Linked DNA regions of Homo sapiens: region 1 is linked to region 2. The links are chromatin contacts, found by Hi-C in ENCODE. All regions are on one chromosome and are shown on one strand. Each heading gives the region's core, a stretch centred on a gene start or an enhancer-like site at or near the end of the contact. The rest is flanking DNA. Distances are from core to core; before and after follow the strand shown.

The links. Hi-C counts contacts between places; a loop is a spot of excess contacts on that map. Pooled maps may share reads with other maps.
Region 1: a map of prostate gland shows a loop between it and region 2 (6-fold over the local background). The contact joins two enhancer-like sites. A Hi-C loop is called at or near these places in 3 of 168 maps with a recorded cell type or tissue (ascending aorta, prostate gland and sigmoid colon) and 11 of 50 pooled maps.

Annotation. Positions count from the first base shown.
Region 1 is chr2:67,842,225-67,848,745 of GRCh38, forward strand. No RefSeq gene overlaps it. Among named protein-coding and RNA genes, the nearest start is that of LINC01812, 20 kb to the left of the region's middle. Within about 2 kb of position 4,272, at least 13 of the 41 ENCODE cell types and tissues checked have a DNase peak (open chromatin) inside an H3K27ac peak, as active enhancers do; they include prostate gland, where a contact is called at or near this core.
Region 2 is chr2:67,258,785-67,264,909 of GRCh38, forward strand. All of the region lies in intron 1 of LINC01828 (long intergenic non-protein coding RNA 1828), which reads left to right. Among named protein-coding and RNA genes, the nearest start is that of LINC01829, 47 kb to the left of the region's middle. Within about 2 kb of position 2,232, at least 19 of the 41 ENCODE cell types and tissues checked have a DNase peak (open chromatin) inside an H3K27ac peak, as active enhancers do; they include prostate gland, where a contact is called at or near this core.

The sequences.
Region 1 (6,521 bases), core at 3,022-5,521, 590 kb after region 2:
GTCCAAAACCAATGTCTCATCCTCTCAAGCTTTCAAGCTCCAACCCAGGTCTCCCCAGCACAGCTACACTGTTTCCTGGACTCCTCTCCCTTCTCTAGCATCCACTTGTGCATTCCCCAGCCCTTCCTGTCCTTCAAGATGTAGCCAAAACCCCTCTTTAGTGAAGATTTGGGTGACCACTCCAGCAAGATCTGTTCTGCCTGCGGGCAGTCCTTGTTTGCCTTTTGCTGCACCCATGGAGATCGCACTGTCTAGGGAGCTCTCATAGGCATGCCCTTCATCTCACTAACTAGACTGCATGTTGCCTGAGGCTGGGCATTGGGTACTTCACGTGCTGACTGCTTGGTTCCCTGGCTCATGCTGGCTGGGTCAGCCGGGGCTCCACGGAGCAGCCGCAGATCTACTCTGAGTAGCGATCATCATGTCCAGCACAATTCCAGGCATTTTCTGGGCACTTGGTACACTTTAATTAAATGAATGAACAAAACAAAACACTGGCAGGAAAAAAAACGGAGAGTGACTGCCTGAGGTCCAATATGCTAGGAAATATGTCAGTCCACTGATAAACTCCAGCTACTCAGCAAAGGGAAAAGATACTGAGAGGCCAATTTAAAATGATTTGATAGCTTTGCCCATTGCTCCTTATTGTACAATCACAGTCATAAAGTTAGTCCAATCGTTTGTAATCTAAACACACACATGCACACACAATCACTCCATTGGCAGAAACAGATCTGTCTGGAGTTTCCAAAATGTCAGTACCTCCCCACGTTACCAGAATCTTCAAAGCTCCCAAGGGAGAGGCATTGGAGAAAGGATGTTTTTTCAGAGTCAGATCTTTTAGTAGGACAATACCACCCAGTAGGTTAAGAGAGGGCACGATTTACAATTTATTCCAAATAATGAAGTCTGTGCCCTTTGTTTCCCAATAGGAAAGCCTTCCTCTGATTCTAAGGACATTCCACTCTCACCTTCCAATGTTCCCCTTTCTATTCCGATTTAAAAGCAAATAAACAAATAGAAGCAAAGAAAAGAAAGGAAAAATAAAAGACCACTAATAGCCCATGATGTCCAGCCAGGTTTTCCAAACATCCTCTGGAGAGCGTCCATTTTAGGGACGAGATTCTAGTTTGCCTCAGCTCTTCAGCATTCACGCTACCTTTAGAGGGAAAGTCCTAGGACACAGGTGAGAAGGTATGGGGCCTTTCAGGGTTTTCTTGGATTTCTGTTTTAATTTTGTCAAAGAAGACCAAAGAGCCCTGGAAATTTTACCCTCTGCCTCCCATTAACCACACATATTTATCCAGAGCTGCAGGAGGAGCCGTTCTATTCATTTTGCCCTTTGGGTCAATTGATGGATATGGTCACCCAAGGTCTTAGATTAAAGCATCGTGTCAGATCATCCAAACTGTCCAGCACTTGGAGCAGCTGCAATAAGCTACTTTTTAGAGTGTCAATAATTTAAAGGGGAAAAATGTTTTTCAGAGAGATTCCATTGCTTCAGAATCATAAATGGAATTATACCATGTTTCAACCTGACAGCCCCACATGTCAGCAGGAGAGAACAGCTAAAACTTTTGTCAACATCCAAATCCATTATTTTATTATTAAGCTACATGGATTTGCACCTCACCAAGGGATATCTATTCCCAATTCCATTTGTTCTAGGCTGTATTAGTAACCAAGTTAGCACATTCAGAAAGAAAGAGAGAAAGACAAAGAGACCGAGACAGAGAGAGTGAGGAAGGAAGGAAGGAAGGAAGGAAGGAAGGAAGGAAGGAAGGAAAGAAGGAAGGAAGGGAGGGAGGGAGGAAGGGAGGGAGGGAGGGAGGGAGGGAGGGAGGGAGGAGGGAAAGAAAGAGGGGAGAGAGATTTATTACAAGAATTCTTGTAGGGTGGGGTGTCTCTCCAAATTCAAAGCCAAAAATATGCAGCCAGACTTGAGAAATGGCTGAATGACTGAAACTACGGGAAGGAAAATAATTAGAAACCCAGGAAACAATTTTTCTGCTGCATTCTCTCTCCCTCCCTCCCTCTCTTTCCCTCCCTCTCTCCCTTTCTTTCTCTCTCTTCCTTTCTCTTTCTTGCCTTTCTCCCTTTCTCTCTCCTCTCTCCCTTTTCTCTCTCTCCTGTCTCCTTCTCTCCCTTTCTCTCTCCTTTCCTCTCTCCCCCCACCTCTTCCTCTCCTCCACCTCCCCATTCTCCCACCTCTCTTCCTCTATCTCTATGACAGCACATGGCTCAGTCTGTTCCAAGTGTCCACACATGGTCCCATCAGACATGGGTTGGAGAGTGGGGTCACAGTCATGTGCCCAAACACGGCCATTACTCTCACAGATTGAGAAGTTCTGGCCATCGAACTGAGCAGACTTCTGAAAAGATACTGACCACATTAACAATTTCAAGCTATTGGAGGATGAGGACATAGTATATAAATTAGAAATTACTCTACAACTAAGGGTATCTTACCCATATCTAGACCATGGCAATTAGGAATTTATTCAATGTATTACACATTGAAACATTATAATGGTGACTACAAGTTGCATTTAACATATGAATATATCCCAGAATCAGCCTTATAAGAAGGAGCAGGTAATATTTGTGTGGAGATATTTGAGGGAGCCCATGAACGGGAAAGGATTGTCCTGAACAAATAAGAAGGGCTAGAGGGGAGTGAAAGTGCGAAGAAACCACTATAAAAGGAGGTAACCGTCATAGTCTGAAAAGTAAGCTACTTTATTTTAAAATCCTTCTGGGAAACTACCATGCTATTATGTGTCAAAAAGCCGTAAGTAATCATAGCCTGCAGATTTATCTCAATATTTCTCCAAAAAGGAAATAATGTATGGTATGAAGATATTCATTGTAGTATTTTATGATAATGAAAAATCCTAAACATTCTGAGTACCCAAGGATAAGGATACAGATTAGCAAATTATGGTATATCCACTTAGAAGATTGTACATTCACTGAAAATGATCATTATAAAAATTAGGTGGCAAGTTGGAGAAAATGCCCATCAAAAAATACTAACCTAAAAAAAAGCAAGTTATGAAATTATATGAATGTTAACATTAAATGTATATTAAATATGTTTCTGTGGAACAAATAAGAAATCCTTATAATTGAAAATATTTGTATGACAGTCTCTATTTTAGCGACTTTGTATGGCAGTACCATAGTATTTAGAAAATTATTTTCTAATTTACAAGCAGTGAGCCCTGCTGGTTCCTCATCTTCAGCCTTCAGTCTTCACCTAGCATACGTCTTTTGCTCAGAAATGTAACTTCCAGTAACAAGCTGAAATTCCTGCTTCCCAGGAAAACCCACTGAAACCCAAACTCTCAGGGCAACATCTCCTCCTCCACTACAAGCCGTCTGCCTCTATGTCCATCCTACCTGAGGACAACTTGGACCGTTCAGAAACCAAAATGGATGGATTCCTGGAAGCTCCAACCCAACTAAGAAAGAAGCCAGACACCCCCAGCAGCAGATGGTTTAGTCTTACAGTTTTTATTTATTTTCTCTACACACCAGGAGAGGTTAGCTGATCAACTGGTGAGGAAGAGGGGGTGGGGGCTGGCCTTCTCTGCTTAAGAAAATGTCTGTTTGGCAGTGTGGCATTCACACGGGCGAAATGTCACATCTTTTATGCCACCGGTCCAGGGGAAGCCCTGCCAGGGGAGTTTTTATCAGTGTAATTAACACAAAGGCCCCCTTCTGTCTTAAAAACACAAGCCTTGGGGACACCGTAAGATGAACTGGCCATTGTTTCTGCACAGCACAAAAACTCCTTCCCCACTCCCACCCCTCCATCCCATTTATGGGGTTTCATTAAGGCCCACGGGTGTCCCTAACTTATTTATTTAGGAAACACTGTTATTGTCTTAATGTAAACAGAACTCAAGATCAGTTGACAGTTGGAATGGTCCAGCAAAAAGGTTTTCAAAGGCGCCTCCTTGGAAAGGGGTCTCTCCATTCAGCCCCCAGTTCCTGTATCATACTGCCAGCACTGTTCACAAAATAAACAAATGTTTGTTTTACAACATGGCAAAGGGGGCTCCCATTCAACGCTGGCCAGATATGAAAACAAACTTTCACATATAAGGGCTTTTGATACACATGACTTACTTGGATGACAAGGGGCTCGGCTGGGGAGTGCTTAAAGCTTATTAATATTGCACAAAAGACTTTTGTTTATCATTTCGCCGGACTGCCTGGGAATCACAAGACTCAAGCCGCCACCCGGCTGGTGTCCTCGCATTTCAGCAGCCGTAACGTGTGGAGATTGCGAAAGCACTGCTGGTTTGAAGCCAAAAACAACCTCTCCACAGACCCAGGTGAAAGAACTCCAAACTGCCGGCCTCTGAGAACCAGACTTGGAATTTATTAAGAGTAAAGGGCCAAGAGCTCCCCCTACGGGTAGAAAAAAAAATGGATGCCTTGAACCTGCCTGTTTGCAAGGGGGTAACTTCCAGAAAACGTGGAACCCACAGCCTGACATTTCTTCTAGGGACATTTCTTCTTCTATTCAAAAAGCCTGGGTCTCTGGAGAACAACTTTTCCTTTTTCTAGTTGACCAGCTCTATTCCCAGAACGTCTAACGAGACATTAGCACTCTAAAACACTCATGATCAAAAATCAGTCCTTTAAAAAATAATAATAATAATCAGTTATTTAGGCACTGGTTTGTTAAACTGGGAAGGGAATAGAGTAAATCAGATACGATCTCTGCCCTCTAGACTTACTCTGTCCAATACAGGAGTCACCAGCCACGAGTGGCTATTGGCCACTTAAAATGTGGCTAGTCCAAATTGGGATATTCTGTAAAAAAAAAAAAAAAAAAAAAAAAAAAAATGTATAAAATATCTCATTGATTTTTCACATTGACCACATGTTGAAATGATAGTATTTGGGATAAATTGGGGTAAATTAAATATATTAAAGTCAATTTCACCTTTTTTAATGTGGCTGCTAGAAAATTTTAAATTATGCATCATACACATTAGATCATATTTCTACTGGACAGTGCTGTCTAGACAGTTATATAATTATTAAGGCTTGTAAAAAATAGTGAAATCTTTAGCCCATGATATTAGTGATTTGTGCCAGCTGAGTTGATTTTTTTCTTAAGTACATTTATTCAATTCATTTACCAGAATCTCCTGAAAAAAGGGGAAAGTTAAAAAAAAAAAAATACACACACACTATGGCAGGCTTCCCTGCAAATTTTAGTTTGTTTTATTTAAATCTCAGCAAAATGGAAGTAAAGACTAGGGTTTGGGTTAAGGTCACATATGTTGAAAAAAAAAAAAAAGGTTTCAAAAGGAAATATGTATTTTATCTTTACAAACCCCTTCCTTCTGGCTATACTCTTTGTGTATTTAACTACAAGTAATTCCAAGAGGAAAAAATTCCTTCTACCAGAACCATCTTGCAAATTTGTTTTCAGGTCATTAGACAGAAGACATTTACTTTTTCCCTCCTCTCACAACTTCACCTACCTACTCAATCCCGGTTTTTAAGCAAATTTGGGATATGTAAGATAAATAGGATTATGTGAGTAATATGTGGCCCTAAATATAGTCAGACCACCAACTTACCATAGCATTTAGACAACCCACTGAAAACTCACTAATGGTGGCAACGTTGCCATCCTAATTTCTGAATTCAGTTTAAATTGCACCAGCAGCTGCCTTTGATAAACATACTCAGATCTGGCCCACGACCACCAAACCCACCCACCCATAAGAGGAAGACCAGCAGAGAATTTTCCTCTTCCCTGGGTCTGCTGTCTCAGATCTGTCCTGCTTATTTTGGTCCCAGGAATGTGCCAAGATACCACTGAAAGATTAACTACCTCTTTGAAGGGACAGCAATTCAAGGATTATAGGAATCTTTCTGAAATTTCTCCCTGAAATTTAGCCTTAAAATTATGTCAAAAGTGGGTATAACTCTACAAGGCCCAAAGGCAAATGTCAAGAGGGTGCTCCTATAATATAAAGACACAGTGAGCCAACAAGTGCCTGGTGCCCTCTAGGCCTCTTCCAGTACAGGGTATTGTTAAGCCAAAGGTGGATTAGATTAGCCCAGCAAATTGCAACGTTCATCTTTGAGATTACAGATGAAATTGCTAGAGGAAAAAAAAAACTCAAGCAAACAAGGATTTTGGTCACAAGTTGGAACAAATATGGGCTCCTGCTGAATAGCTACACAGAGAAAAATTTGGAGTAGTACCCAAGACCCTCATCATTCTCCCCACAGACAGAAATGATGGCTCTGGGAAAGAGAGGCTGCAATCCCACCACATGAACTGTAGATCTGGGCTACGGTATTTGGAGGGCACTGGAGTGGGACAGGATATTCACCGAAGATATTTACTAGTATGATTTTCCATCTGGCCTTATTATTCTGGCATGGCTGCCAGCACCTTATAATCCCAGCATTGTATTCGCAAGCAATTCCTCTGCTCATTAGCAGAAGCTGAGTCCAACTCTGCTCTTGTAGGGGCTTGTGAA
Region 2 (6,125 bases), core at 982-3,481:
ATTTCTGAATTTCAATCTAGAGTTTACTTATCATGTGGCTTTTCTAGTTAAAAAAAATAAAATAGTATAATTTTGACAGGAATAATAAAAAGTATGTTTCACAATTGTAAATTGTCTCTCCATTTAAGTACACATGTCTGTCATACCATTGAAAGGAGGAATAATAAATCCAATATTTATGGTTTCACTATGGGTTACTGGCATCCTTGTAGTTTAAATAGGTGACTAAGAAGAAATCCTGCTGGCAAGCAAATTTATACATACTTATTTTGTGCCTTGACACGCTGAAAGTGTTCACATAAAATAATATAAGGCTTCTATAGCCTTGATTATTTCTGAATACTGCAAAATCTTACACTGGTATTGCAAACACACTTTGAAAACAGCTGGGGTAATCATGTTTAGTCTCAATCTGTGCTGTCCAATACAGTGGCCACCTGCCCCACGTGGCTACTGAGCACTTAAAATGTGGCTAGTTCAAATTGAGGTATGTTGTATGGACTGGATTTCTAAGACATGGTATGAAAAAATGAATGTGAAATGTATCATTAGCAATTTTTTGTAATATTCTATGTTGAAATGATATTTTAGATATATTGGGTTAAATAAAATGTGTTATGAAAATTACTTTCACTGCTCTTACTTTTTTGATGTAGCTACTAAAAAATTTAAAATTATCTATACGGGTCATGTATTTCTTTTGGATGTGCTCTGGTGGAGAAATTTTTAAAAAATATTTATGAAAGCAAGCCCAATGAGATAGGGAAATTGATACACACTTATAGAAAATGTACTACGTTCCCATGCCTCTGCTGATGTCATAGCCCTAACAACAATGAGCAATGTTCAAGGAAAGAAATAGCCCAATAAGTCAACATCTACCTGTTTAACATTATGAGAAAACTGAGGTCATGTCTCATGACTAAAGGCCTAATCATCTACTTCTCTTCCTTTTAAAAGTTTTAAAATAGTCCAGCAAAATTAGCACATAATCCCTCCCCGTATACTCACCCTTTCAAAAAGGAGCATGGCCTGAAAAATATCTGTTGATCTAACAAAAATAAAGAGAAGTTATAAACCAGACACTATCATGCAAATAGTTGAGTTGGCCAAGAATTTACTTCAAGTAATACCACATGACATTGTTTGATCTCTTTTGTTTCAGCAAGGATAAAAAGGCCAGCCATAAGGAGACATGACAAATACCATTGAGTACTGCAGAGCAACTTGGCAGCTGCCCGAGGTAGAGCATCTTGTTTACATCACCACGCCAAGCCAGGAAGCAGAGTGAGGCTTTAGTCCCTGAGGCATTAAGTCCTCACCCTGATACCCCAATCCAGGTCTAGCCACCTCTCTCCAGACATAGTCCTGAGCATAACAGCTGTGGAGATCAGTTGCCTTTTCTGCGAAATTGTCATTAAACCATGAGTAATTTGGCACTATTTTCTGCATGATTTGTCCTCTCTGAAAATAAGCAGACTCAGGCTTGTGAAAATGGAAATTGATTTACTTTCTATCCTTCTTGAGCTCATCTATTTAAGGTCTACTTCTTCTGGGATGTGCCAGGAGACTGCACTACTTTCAAGTGGTGGAAATTTCTTAAAAAAAAAAAAATAAAAATAAGCTGAAGGAAACTTGGAATGAGAATGCACTTGGCTAATTGGTTTGCCATCTAGCACTACCTCTTTCTCTAAGCAGGGAGAATCAAGCCGCTGTCTGCTTGATGGGGCAGTGGCAGCCTCGTGTAACCTCTGTAGTTATCTTCTGACTACTCAGCTGAATCCACTGCATTCTACATATCTTTCTTATTTAACGTAGAGTATGCATTTAAAAATAATATTTCTGTAAACCTTATCAAGCAAAACATGGCATGACTCGATGCCAAATTATAGTGATGATTATTTTAAGAAGAATCACAGCGCTTTGGCCCAGTTTTTGGAAAATGTGATTAATAGCACTGCCAGTGCCTTCTAGTGAGCCAGCACCACAAACTAGCTATTTGATTTCATAACACAGTGCTGTTGTGATCACCAAAGCAACACTATCCGTTTAGGTGCTGGATTAGAATCCAGGCGAGTCCGCAGTATAGTCTTTACACTTCATCAACTTCCACACAGGACATAAATTGTACTAATATAGTAATATACTGAAATCTCAGACCAACTGTTTGTCATCGGATTAGAATGTGATGACACAGAATAAAGATGTGAGACAGAATCTGTGCTGAGGTCTAAATTCACATTGGAAGTCTGGGAAGAGAAGACTGTTTATAAAATTATAGCCCAGGAATTGCTGCCAAAGTCGGCCTTTGGTGCAGCTGTAAGTCGGATGGAATCCACCTTCCTGACGTCAGACCCACCCACTGGAACACTGCTCCTCTGACTGGGGCTTCCCTGAATGGAAACTACATGTCATACTGCAAAGTAAGTGCTGTCGTTCTGGAGCTGTCGGCACGATTCGATCTTTGTAGTGGGTTGATTATTTGTTCTTTTCCATCCAGCAAAAAGGCTATCAGCACACTTGTAGTTTTAGCATTCATATTTTTCATCCCCAAGTTCTGAGTTTTGCTCAAGCTGACAGATTTCTTGAGTTCTACTCCCTAGGACCTTCACATCTGATGATGGGGTGCTTTTTCATTTTCTTTCCTTCTGTTTTGTATTCTTCAATTCACTTCTTCATCTTCTCTTCCCAGGAAATGATGACCTCCTTTGTACAGATTCTGCTACCATAGACAATGTGCATTACCATTTACAAAACCCAAGGATACATTTTGGTTTTCTATTACTTAGAAAAATTGGGGCCATACGTAAAGACGCCATGGAATAGGTGTTTATGCAGAAGGTTTGTCTGGACTAAAAACAAAATGAAGTTTGATGTCATTATTTATACATTTCAGAAGCTCCTAGATTACTATCTTAAAGGTTGTTTTTGTTTTTAATATATGACATTTGAAGTTTCAGTCACAGTGTAAAAAATATTTAAATAAGTTTCAACTGGTTTGCCAGGGAAGCAGGATGGTAAGGGCGGTAGGCATAGGGCTAACCTAAGCTTCGGCTAATTGCTTTAATACACATCACACAAGGTGATCCTCATAAAGGGTTATATTATGAATTCAATTATATAAGTAAGAAAACTGGTGTTGAGAGATGTGAAGTGACTTGTCCAAAGTTACCTCCTATGCAGCAGAGTCTACATGACTAGAATCCAAGTCTTCTGGCTCATTTTTGTTTGTATATAATTTATTTGCTTTTATTTTTAATTTTACATAGATAACTATATCACTAAGTAATGTATCATTTAGGTTTCCATGACATGATGTAAGTGTAGTCATTCCACATGTTACCGGCCTTTTTTTTTTTTTTTTTTTTTTTTTAAGAGATGAGGTCTCATTATTTTGCCTAGGCTGGTCTTGAACTCCTGGGCTCAAGCAATCCTTCCGCCTTGGTCTCCCAAAGTGCTGTGATTATAGGCTTGAGCCACTACACTCGGACCTGTTACTGACAATTTTTTTTCTTTTTCTTTTTTGTTGTGCTCTGTCGCCCAGGCTGGAGTGCAGTGGTGGGATCTCGGCTCACTGCAAGCTCCACCTCCTGGGTTCACGCCATTCTCTTGCCTCAGCCTCCCAACTAGCTGGGACTACAGGTACCCGCCACCACGGCCGGCTAATTTTTTTGTATTTTTAGTAGAGACGGGGTTTCACCATGTTAGCCAGGATGGTCTCGATCCCCTGACCTCATGATCTGCCCATCTTGGCCTCCCAAAGTTCTGGGATTACAGGCGTGAGCCACCGCTCCCAGCCAACATTTTTTAAAAAACACTTTTTGAGGTATAATGGACATACAAAAAGCTGTACATATTTAAAGTATACAACTTGAGTTTATGGGTAAGTATATACCCATGTAACCATTACCACAGTCAATGTCATAAACATGTCCATCACCTCTAAAAGCTTCCTCCCACCCTCTTTATTATTATTGTTTATTGTCATAAGAACACTTGACAGAAGATCTACCCTTTTAGCAAATTTTTAAATATACCATATAGTATTATTAACTATAGGCACTATTCTGTACAGTAATATATCTCTAGAACTCACTCATCTTGCATAACTGAAAATTTGTACCCTTTGACCATTACCTCTCTGTTTCTCCCTTCCCCTAGGCCCTGGAAACCATAATTCTCCTTTCTGCTTCTATGAGTTTGCCTATTTTCGATTTCTCATATAAGTGAGACTGTGCAGTATTTATCCTCCTGTGTCTCACTTACTTCACTTAGCATAACATTCTCCAGATTCATCCATGTCATCACCAATGGCAGTATCTCTTTCTTTTAAGGTTGGATAATATTCCATTGTATGTATAGGCCACGTTTCCCTTATCCTTTGATCCAATGATAGACATTTAGGTTGTTTCCACGTCTTGGTTATTGTAAATAATGCTGAGATGGACATGGGAAGGCAGATATCTTTTCAAGACCTTGATTTCACTTCTTTCGATATATACCCAGAAATGAGATTGCTGGATCGTATGGTACCCCGATTTTTTTTTTTTTTTTTTTTTTTTTTTACTTTTTAGGAATTTCTGTACTGTTTTTCATAGGGTCTGCATTAATCTACATTTCCACTAACTGTGTACAAAGGTTCCCTTTTCTCCACACTGTCACCAAAATTTGTTCTTTTCGTCTTTTTTATAATAGACCTTCTAACTGGTATGAGAGGATATCGCACTGTGATTTTGATTTGCATGTCTCTGATGGTTAGTGACATTGAGCACCTTTTAATATACCTGTTGGTCATCTGTACCTCTTCTGTGGAGAAACATCTATTCAGTTCCTTTGCCCATTATTTTAATTGGGTTATTTGGGTTTTTGCTAATGTGTTCTTCATATATTTGGGGCATTAACCCTTTATCGGATATGGTTTGCAAATATTTTCTCCCAATCTCTAGGTTATCTTCTCATTTTGTTGTTTGCTTTGCTGTGCAGAAACTTTTCAGTTTGATGTAATCCCACTTGTCAATTTTTGCTTTTGCTCTCTGTGCTTTTAGTTGTCATATCAAAGAAATCATTGCCAAGGTCAATGTCAATAAGGCTTTTCCTTATTTTTTCTGGGAGTTTTATGGTTTCAGGACTCACATTTAAGTCTTTAATTCGTTTCAAGTTCATTTTTGTGTATTGTGTAAGGTAAGGGTCCAGTTTTATTCTTTTGCATGTGGATATCCAGTTTGCCCAATTTCAGTTTTTGAAAAGTCTATCTCTTTCCCATTGCACATTCTTGGCACCTTTGTCAAATATCAGTTAACCATATGTGCCTGTGTTTATTTCTAGGCTCTTCTAACTGTTAATTCAAAATTCTACCTCCAATAAATCATTTATATGTTAGAGCCTGGTACTTGGTTACAAACAAAAACATCCATAGATTCAGGGCAGTGAATTAGAATTGCCTAGTCTCAACTACATTTTTAGAAGTCAGTGAATGTAACTTTTTCATATTGCACAAACTCTTAATTGCTATAGTCAAGCAGCTGATAATTATGGATTGGCTTGTTAATATTTATTCCTAACCATTTCTTGAGCATCTGCTATGTGCCAGGCTCTCTGCTAGCTTATAAACCATTAATGAATACAGTATGCTTTGTATTAAAGTATCACCCCAGATGCTTTAAAATGAACTGATTATTCTAGCTGCTGAAAGATTATTACAAATTGATAATTTGTTTTATAATTGATTCTTGGTCTGCAGGATCAGTGAAGAGACAGTCCACCACCATATATACATAAGTGTTCCACCATTTATTCCAAGGGTGGAGTATCAAGATGGGGATCCTTTGTAATATCAGTGTTGAAATAGAGTAGGAAAACCTAAAATAGGAAACAAATTCATGAAAATGCTAAGGAGATATAATCAAATCATTAGGTTACAGCACACGTGTTTAGGGGTCAGGAGATATTGACTCTGAACAGTCATGTGAGTCTGCAGGTCAATTTTAAATTGAGGAGAGCAGAATTTTTTATCTTTTTATTTTTTATTTTTTTTAGAGACAGGGTCTTGCTCTATCACTCAGGCCAGAGTGTCATGGAGCAATTACAGCTCACTGCAGCATTTAACTTCTGGACTCAAGGGATCC